Regions from separate parts of the Homo sapiens genome. Here region 1 is linked to region 2. Evidence: chromatin contacts called from ENCODE Hi-C or POLR2A ChIA-PET data. All regions are on one chromosome and are shown on one strand. Each heading gives the region's core, a stretch centred on a gene start or an enhancer-like site at or near the end of the contact. The rest is flanking DNA. Distances are from core to core; before and after follow the strand shown. Region 1 overlaps PDE4D (phosphodiesterase 4D). Region 2 overlaps PDE4D (phosphodiesterase 4D).

The links. A loop is a pair of places that touch in the nucleus more often than their neighbours do. ChIA-PET counts read pairs that join two places held with the same protein, here RNA polymerase II (POLR2A). Pooled maps may share reads with other maps.
Region 1: a loop to region 2 is called in a map of Calu3, with 4 times the contacts of the local background. The contact joins two enhancer-like sites. A Hi-C loop is called at or near these places in 1 of 168 maps with a recorded cell type or tissue (Calu3) and 13 of 50 pooled maps. POLR2A ChIA-PET finds 5 or more read pairs at or near these places in 2 of 52 experiments (A549 and MCF 10A).

Annotation. Positions count from the first base shown.
Region 1 is chr5:59,589,036-59,594,322 of GRCh38, reverse strand. The region is part of intron 1 of PDE4D (phosphodiesterase 4D); the gene reads left to right. Among named protein-coding and RNA genes, the nearest start is that of MIR582, 110 kb to the left of the region's middle. Within about 2 kb of position 2,987, at least 5 of the 41 ENCODE cell types and tissues checked have a DNase peak (open chromatin) inside an H3K27ac peak, as active enhancers do.
Region 2 is chr5:59,797,382-59,802,289 of GRCh38, reverse strand. The region is part of intron 1 of PDE4D (phosphodiesterase 4D); the gene reads left to right. Among named protein-coding and RNA genes, the nearest start is that of PDE4D, 94 kb to the left of the region's middle. RefSeq lists an enhancer at 1,282-1,812. Within about 2 kb of position 2,074, at least 3 of the 41 ENCODE cell types and tissues checked have a DNase peak (open chromatin) inside an H3K27ac peak, as active enhancers do.

The DNA.
Region 1 (5,287 bases), core at 1,738-4,237, 210 kb after region 2:
AATAAATAAATAAATAAATAAATAAATAAAATAAAAAAGTTATGTGGGTGGTGGTGTGGTAAGGGGCAGTGGAGGGGAAGCTTTCTATCATTCCATAATTAGGTTTCAGACTTTTGGTGAGCCTGGGCCTCTGGATTGTGAATCTCCTAAGTGTTTTTCAGGTTTTTTTTTTCTTATACCATAGGTGAGAGAGAATGGCTAACGTGGGCTGGAATTGAGTATTTCCTTTCTCCTTGATGGTAGGCTAGAGTGGGCTGGAGTTGGGCATTTTTCTTTCCCCAGGTCAGTGAGGCTCTAATATAACAAAACAAAATGGAACAAAAAACCCCAGCAGGTTAGGCTCTGATTAACTAGTTTCTCCTCAGGAAGAACCAAGCTTCAGCAGATTTAAAGATGTGTACTTTTTCCCTTCTCTTGCTGGAAGCATGAGAGAATTTTTCTCCAATATTTACTGTGAGAACTTGGTAGCACTCCTGGAGGTAAAACACACAGAATTGTGGGGACCTCCCTATTACTGGGTTCCTCTGGAGTTTTTCAACTTTCAGACTTGCCTGCACTCAGCCTCTAACGATTTGTCAATTATAGTTGAGGTTTTTCTACCCCAGCACTGGTTCTCTTGGAGGTTTCTGCTCCGGTATGTTGTGATTCTCCATAGCCTACTGTCTATCTCACCAGTGGTTTGGGCAGCAGTTTGCCCTGTGACCTCACTTCTCTTATGGATCTAAGAAGAGTTGATTTTTCAGTTTGTTCAGCTTTTTTGTTGTTAGGACAGATTGGCAACTTCCAAGCTCCTTATGTGAGGAACTGAAAGCTGGATTATGTTACTTTTTTACTGGGAGGTTGAGTGATAGAAGAACTGTCATCAGAAGTTTAATTAAATTATCAATCAGTAACAATCAATTAAATTTCCAGTGAAAGCAAATCTATTTTGGATACATCTAATCAGGATAAATGAAAGAATAAGTGTGCATTCTTACAACATTTCTCTTTTTTTTTTTTTTTTGAGAGCCATTACAGGTGCGAACCACCATGCCCAGCTGATAATATGAGTAAGTTTTGAAGTTGGGCTTTATTTTATTACATGAGAAATATTTTTGCTCCTTTGAATTTTCTAAACAAATATTATACAAAGCCTTTAGAAAAGCTTAAGATATAAATGAAATGTAATTCCATTTCAGAAGGTAGTTTTGACATTACATTATTTGTATTTTTTCTTTTTTTTCCATTTTGATTCCAGTAAATTGCAAAACAAATGATCTGTATTTTATTATATTTTACTAAGCAAATTTTAAAGGTATATGCAAACAACATTTAAAGAGCTCTTCTTATTAAAAAATTTTAAATTATAATAAGTTAAAATTATAATAATCTAAGTGTTTGTATTACTTCCATGCTACGGATAAGGAAATTGTGTCTCACAGAGGTTTCATGCGTTGGTCAAAATTACACAAAAAGTAAAAGGCAGAACCTGAAAATAAGGGTTCACATCTTAGGACTCCAAGATGGTATACACATTTGACTTTTTTGTCTTTAAACTTGCTGTGAACATTTTTCCACTTTTGATTCTTAAGTATAAATATTAAGTGCCTTCTTTGTATTTCAGTATTAGGCTTTTAAGTCTTCTACTTCCAAAAAAAAAATTAAAAGTAAAATTTAACAAGCATTCTAAATATTCCAATTATGAAATATATTTCATATTATGAGATTTTTCTTCTGTAAAAGAATTTATCATTTAAGATTAGAAGATTTAACCTTGAGGAGTATGATCCAAAATGGCTTTTTATATTAGTTGAATCATGAAAAGTCCCAACAAAGCATTTGCTGGTTTTAGGTGATGAAACTAGGTGTTTAATGAATTTATTTTTTCTTTTCTAATTGGTGATTGTACCCTGGGTTATGAGAATATGTAGAAATTGAATGTAGTAGCTACTAGCAACTTGCTGAAACATGATGCATTTCCCTGACTCTCAGCAACTGAAACTGCGGCTTCATGAAAGGCTTCTCGTATTTCAGTTATAAATGTTCAGAACAGCATGCCTTCAGACTTTGCTAGAACTTGCCAGGAGTGGAAAGTCATGACTATCAACATCGTTATTAGTTAACATTGACTGAGTACCAACAATGTTTTTGGTGTTATAAATATAGAGAAGAAGACACTGTTCTGTTCCTGGGGGATTGGCTTTCTGTAAAGGTGAGATAGAGAATTTGGTCTTGAATGTTCTTTTCTTGCTGGGAGGTGGGGTTGGAAGCACAGCCACCTCAGGTCTCATTCTGATGGCACACTCACCTCTTTATTAGTTGATGATATATGCAATAAAAAGAAAAAAATGTATAATTACACATACATACACACATGTGAAAACTCATGTAAATTTTATTTTTTATTGGTAAAAAATATATATTTATGGGGGGAGCTTGAGGCAAAAAGTCACATCCTGCAAGATATCCAGGTGACAGTAGCTTCTATATCCTTGTGTATAATGTATTTATACTGTTATTAATAGTATATAGAATGTGCTAAGAAAAGTACATAGAAGTTTTTGTATGTGTAAATATATTTATATGAACCCAATATGTAGAATACAGGGACCAAGTGTTTTGTTTTTGACATCTAAGGGACAAAAGTAATCCAGCCTCTTGAAAGAATGGAGACTTTCCAAAAATATCTGAACTGATTATTGGTATTCATATAAGATAAATAAGTCATCTTTTAGGTCTTTATTCTTTGATGTCTAAATATACAGGAGTTTTATTTCATCAAGTTATTTAAGAGGCAAACATTGACATTAGCTATTGATTATACCAAAATGCAATGATGACAAAAAAATATACCTTAACATTTGACATTAAAGTTACTTTCTGAAAGTGAAACTCAGGGAAAATCAATGAAGTAACTCATCACACCCTCTGATAAGTACAAGTGACTAAAGAGTCTAGGAAATACCCAACCTCAGGAACTAGGGTGTGACTTTATTATACTATGCTTATACTAGCATAAAGGTTGAACTTAATCATTCTTTTATGCTCATTGTGAAGGAAGTGTGTAAGTTGAAGGCATTTTAAGAGGATGAAATACTGAAACTGATATTACAGAGATAAGAATTTGTGTAGAAAGTATTAATTCTGTATTTCTACTGTTACATTTTTGTAATTTTTTTTAAAGAGCCAGACTTTTTTTGTATGTATTATCAAACTTTGAGATAAAACTAGTTAAAGCAGAAGAGCTCTTGTTGAAACAGCACAAAGTACCTGGCTTCCTAGACCCAGCACAAAGTACCTTGCCCCTCAGCTGACCTGATGCAACTTTGAAAAACCATAGGGTTCCCAGAAACTTAGTTTGAAAACCTTCACTCTTATGAGCATAACCCTATAACCATGAGAGAAAAGGGTTTTATTGGAAAAGGACGTGGGACACCGGCTAGTTAATACTTCTGGCTCTGATTCTGGATGCATTAAGCGATCTTTCAATGAAAATGTTGAAAGTATTTTGGTTTGCTCTGAGTTTGTAGTTTATCAATTAATTGAGCTTTTTATTGAATCAGCCTCATTTAAGGGTAGTTAATATAAGTTCACTTACTCTTGTGCTTGCTGTGGGATTAAAATTTAAAAAAAAACACAAAACAAAACAACAAACCAGTCTTTGCTCTAGTAGAGCTGAGGTTATGCCATAGCTGCAGGGACTTCACTGAGGTTATGCCAATTTGTGGTGCCCTGCTAATAATTCGCACTCCTGTATTGATAAAAATAATGGGGCTGAGATTAGCCATAAAGATAATCTTTTATGGTTACTCCTGATATTTCTTTTTAATTTTTTTAGAGACAGAGTCTATGTTTCCCAGCCTGGTCTTGAAATGGGCTCAAGTTATCCTCCTGCATCAGCCTTCCAAGTAGCTAGGACTACAGGCATGAGCAACCAGAACTGGCTTCCTGATATTTCTTAAAAGTTTCATGAAAGGATGATTATCTTTTAGTGTAACAAAATAGATTAGCATTACCCTAACCCAACAACATTTTTTCATTTTTGACAACTTGTTTTTAGATTACAAACCTATTAGTTCTGCCTAACTGTTGTTTCTTGAAGGCCATACATGTAGGAAGTATTAAATTTGTAAAGTATCAGCCTATAAATTAGTAGACATAACTCTTAAGACCCTCTTTCTAATATAAATGGAATAAAATGCTGGAAATGAGTTATTTCTATTTTCTAAGCAAGCCTATTCTTTTATATTTGTTGCCTTATGTCTGCAAAAATATTCAATTTTGGATTGTTTAATAATGTGTAGTCTTGATTCTCTGAACTGTGAAATAAATTACAGTTTTTTCTTTGCTATCTTTCAAGCAGAAATTTGGCTTTTCTGTTATTTATCATAGTTTCTCAGTTGTGTTTCCTTTTGTTCTAATTTGTTAGACTTTATTCTAGACAGTTGCATGTATAAAAATAAAAATCCAACGAAAATTCACTTTAAAAATATTCAGCTAAAATGTCCTCTTAGTTTAAGTATATTTAGTAGTTTAATGGCCAAATCATTTGTATTTTATTTATAAAGTGCTTTGCTTATATCATTGCCCGCAAATGGAAATGTAGCTAACAAGTATTGAATGTTGAACTGTGTGGTAGTGGAGAAAGATTCAGAGGTATTCTTACTATCCTATCACCCATAGGTGATGGTTTGACATATGAACAGAGTAGAATAAAATGGACTAAGAAAATAATGTCAGATAAATGATGTTCATTACAAAGGAAAATATATTTTTACATCTTTTTAAAAAATCTTTGCATTTGCTACTTTCTATGGAGACCTACTCTCTTGTATAAGGACTGAATGTTAGTTTTAAAATAATTAAAACCCATCATTATCATCATCATGATCAAAGATCACTAACCAGAGTCAAATAATTTGAATTCTCTTCCAGATCTACTGCTCACAAGATGCCTGATAATGAACAAATACAATCTTTTTGGCATCTCCAAAATGGGCATAATAAATGTCTTAATCTCCTCAGCATAATTCTGTGATGCCAAAATAATACATATAACAATAATATTTTAGAAAGTATAAAAGTATAACAAGGTGGTATTATTATGATTACAGAGGTGCTAGAATATTGTGGTAATGTGTACAGGCTCTGGAGCCAGACTTCCTTGATTCAGATAGTGACTCACTAGATATTTAACCTCAGACATGCTACTTAACATCTGAGTGCCTCAATAGCCTCATCTGGAGAACAGGGCTAGTAACAGTCCTTAACTCATAGTGCTGTTGTGTGGATTAAATGGGGTAATACT
Region 2 (4,908 bases), core at 825-3,324:
TGGGATATGGCTGCGTGTTGGCATCACCTAGAGAACTTTAAAAAAAAAATGAAAACAAAAACAAAACAAAACAAAAAACTGATCTTCATGTCCCAGAGGTTCTCTTCTAATTGATGTGGGCTGTGATCTGGGCATAGAGATTGCCAAAATTACCCCGGTGATTCTAACACATAAAAATGTTTTAGAGTTTCTTAAGTACTTTTTTTCCTGATGAGTTTCAAGAGGGCCACTTTTTTTTTCTGGAAGATTATTTTCAGAAACACCTAGCCCTTCTTTATTTGTATCTCCTGTAGATGTTTTCCTTCTGAGTTTTTCTCTGTGAAACAAGAAAATATAATGAACTGTCATTTGCACGTTGCACAAAGCATGAACTTTATTTGGAGTCTTAGATAAACTTGTTCTGATCTAGAAATGAAAAATAATGAACTCTGCTGAGTTCTGCATTTCCTGTCTGAAGTTAGCTTTACCATAAGGATCTGGTGGGTAAGTGTTTGTTGTTCTTGTCATTAATTATTGGAACAGAGTTGTTTGGAGTAGATGATTCATTGTGGAACAAATCGTCTGATTTTGAGGGACATTTTCCATTATAAAATAATTATACATAAAAACAGAAGTATTGCTTTAATACTAAGATTTGTAACAATGCCATGTCATTCTGGTTGTAATGACTCTGTGTCTATTCCACTGGTTTGGAAAATAAAACAGATTGATTTCAGTCATATGAAGATACTTGAAAATAGGTTACATTTAATCAATTAGAAACTAGTTGTTTCTAACTTCACTAATCTTGTAAAAAGAATTAATTCCACCCCACTCCTAAAGTTAGTAGATAGATAGATATCACCAGATAAGTTCCTAAAATATACCTAGGAAATAGCTCTTTCTCAAATAATGATGGTGTCAGTAAGTCTAATGTAAGTCCATTTTATTTTACCCTTTCTTTAGGTTCTGCCCTTGTATCTTAGAATAATGAAATATGAAGTGAAATTTGGTGTCATGGTTTACCTGTAGCCATTTTATAATTTAGATTCATGGGTTTACATTACTTACTGAAACTACTGGGGAAACATTAACAACACAATAGGATTCCTAGATTGATAAACTTCAACACTCAAGCTATGACAGTTGTTCTCAGTCTCGTCTTTGATTCAATGTAAAAATTTGGACAAGTTAATTAGCTTTCTTTTGCTGCGTGTATAGGGGCAGGATAAACTTGAGAATTCCCACAATTATTCAACCCAGATCAAAGATATTTGTCTCAGGAAATCAACAATATTAAGAAAAATGGCTTTTTGAAAAAAAATTAAAAAAATGTTTAGCACCTTCAAATATCAGATTCACATCCTCATCATCCTCACTTAGAGATTTTAAAACTAATAGCAATTTTGTATGGCACATTTGCATTTACAATGCATTTTTGTACACATTCTATTTTCCCCTAAACCCAGGGAGACTGGAAGAGCAACAATTTACATATTTGCGTATTTTTAGAAAGTGAGTCTTAGAAAGGTTAAGTGACTAACCTAGGCTCAAACAGCCAGAAGTGTGTGGAACAAAGGCACCACACAGCTTTGCTGACTGTGAGCTCACTCTTTCTACTCCTCCAGCTATGCCAGCTATACAATAGCAACTTGTGAGAGGTGTTAGGTGTGAGGGATAGTAGGGGGGTAGGGGTGGGGAGGGGAAGAGGAAGCAAAGTCCTCATACTGATTGTATTTTTATCACTTTTCTAAAGGATTTTATGTTTTACAGCCTATTTGTCATTGGTGGAAATATCTCTACACTGGTGCTATAAACAGCAAAACATGCACTTGAGACTCCCTGCAAGCCCATCTAAGTTTTAAGGGTAATTGAGAATAGCAGCACTTGATACACATATCTTCATTTACTATATAGTGTGATCAATTATTTTCCCTGATACTAAGGGAAAATTAAACATCTTTTCATTGGTTGTTGCATTTCTTTCACGGTGTTTTTAATGCACTTTGCGAGCTTTTGTAGTTCTCAAAACTGGCCACTAGATGGTAGTGTTTAGTTAGTATTGTCGCACATGTTCCATTGTGGGAACTTTGATTCTAATAGGAAACATTTCATATATAATACTGCACTGAAACTGTTTCCCCAGTGGCTGAGGCACACGATAAAAACTCTGTGGCTTGAGCCTTCTTTTTCTTTTTTAATGACTAGACCTCCCTTCATTCAACACAGACCTTTCTTCCACATACTACTTATTCAGCAATTCATTTTTCTCCCCATAATAGTCTTTTTAAACACCCCACAGTGAGGGAGTGTTAAAAGTCCTGCCTTTCGTAGAATTTTGCTCTAAACTTCTGAGAGGTAAAGCAGATCTGGTGCCAAGATGATGTGTTCTAGGGAAGTACAAGGACAATAGACTTAAAGACCTGTGCTGCCAGCTTGTGAATAATTGAAGATTTGTATCTCGAAGTAAATTTCAGAGTACCCCTGTACTTCCTTGGGTATCTAAACCAAATAAGACAGAAGTTGTAGTTGCCTGGTATAGATACCACATTGCCAAAATTTTACAGTATTTTGGACAATCCAATAGATGTCTTCTCTCTGCTTTGTTTAAGCCTTCTAATTTCCCCAGCAAGACAAAGCAAAACAAAATTAATTCACACAGCCTGTTTGCATGATATGGTCCGATGGTTTACTATGCTATGTTTGTCATTAGTCACCCAAGCACAGAATCTAAAAGTCACTTATAACCATTTCCTGCCCCCCCATGACTGCTGATTCTTCCAAAACCATAAATCTCCTTTACTAATTCACTTGAATAACCAAACCTGCATTTCAGGTTCTCATTCTTTACACACCCAATAAAAAATGAGATGCCATCTGTTATTTTATTCATTAAGTCAAGTTCTGTTTCTCATGTTCTGCGGGAATTCTTCCCATGTGGTTTTACTGTTTGTTTCACTTTCTTCAATTTCCCTCATCATTACACATAAGCATTTATAAAATACCTCTTCATAAAATCCACTCCAGTCATTCTCTGCAGTTAACTCCAAGATCTCCAAGATCAAAACAGACCCCAAAGTTGTCAATGAAACTGTTCACTTGCACAGTGCAGGGGCTGGGGGTGTGGTTACTTGGGTGTGTGAATATGAACTTTCGGTTGTCTGAGGACAACAGGAAGCCTTGTTTCTGGTTGCTATCATATTAAACTTTAGTTAAGATTTTTATTGTTTATGAGATAGGGAATTTTTTCCCCTGGGGGTCAACTGGGGTCACCCTATTTCCTGAGGGCTAAATAAAATTGGCTGCAATCCCCATCGTACAGATTGTGAAAAGTTCTGCTTTCTCTCCAAAGCTTTTATGAATCCTTGATCACACCAGGCCCCACATCTCTGCTTCAGCCAAATTGGTTGCGTTTAGGAGTTCTCTCACAGTAGCTGTCATCATCTCTTTTTTCCATACCACAGAGGCTCAAGGTAGAACTGAGCCCCTTCCTTAGTTTTCCCAACCACCAGCCTTCCCTCTGCCCCAACAAAACAAAACTTGTTCACACATGGGATTTCTGCATTGTACCACACTTTACTGATGGTTTGAAGAAATGGAAGCAATGTTCACCATAATGTGAGAAGTGACTGTGTTTAGACTTTCATATTCTTAAAAAGTCAGTTACCCAGTGATTTCTATATGGAAGGTGTTAGCCTTTTGCTAGGTTTGCTTGGGTTTTTTCTTTCATTCCTACCCTTCCGTACCTCTCCTACTTCAAAAATTGCTTATAGGAACTCCAGATTTTTCTTACTTAATGGCATTTAGTGCTTTACGTCTCTCCTGCTCCATCCACCTTTTAACTCCCAGAACTACGCAAGTGCTCAGCAGAACAAAATGGGCTTTCATGTAATATTACCACAACTTGATAGAAGATATTTTTGGTTATAAATAGCTTTTAAAAAAAATTTTTTGGTGATTACATGTGGGTACGATGACTAAATTGAATTTTGCTCTTCGTCTCATACACACAAACACACACACACACACACACACACACACACACACACACACACAGGCATTTATATATAGAGAGAGAGAGATGGAGACTTGTTCTGTCATCCCAGCTGGAGTGTAGTGGTGCAATCACAGCTCACTGCAGCCTCAACCTCCCAGGTGCAAGTGATCCTCCTGCTTCAGCCTCCCATGTAGCTGGGATTACAGGTGCGGGCCACCACACCTGGCTATTTTTTATTATTTTTTGTAGATGCGGAATCTCCCTATGTTGCCCAGGCTAGTAACTCCTAGGTGTAAGTGATCCTCCAGACTCGGACTCCCAAAGTGCTGGGATTACAAGTGCAAGCCCCCATACCCCCAGCCTTCTGCTCCTATTTGACCTAGAAATTCCATATAGTAGCCATAGCATTCATTCATTCAACAAATAATTATTGAACACCTACTTGCAAAAAGGAATTCAGTTCCTATTCTGTTGGGGTGATAATCTAGTAAATAATAATAATAATAATGAAAAGTGTCCATGCACTCTTCTAGGCTCCAATAATCCCTATGAAGAGAGGGTATGCTTAAACAACAGATGCTTATTTTCTCACGGTTGTGGAGGCTGGCAGTGTGAGATCGGGGTGCCTGCATAGTGGAGTTCTAGTGAGGGCTGGCTTCCCCTATGCCTTCACCCAAAGTTTATGTGTTATTAATATCAGCAGCCCTCTATCTCTGGATGTCTCTGGTGCCTTAGAAGACATATTCTCTACAGTTAAAGAGTGATCCTCAAGAACGGACAGGGTAAATATATTTTATATTGCTAAATGCCCCCATTTGAAGGGCTATATACCATTTCATGTAGCAAGGAGCACTTAATGGCTCCAGCAGAACAAAATAACTCTACAGAAAATTTTTATTTGCCCAAAGCATCTAACGAGCTGGTCCTTCCAT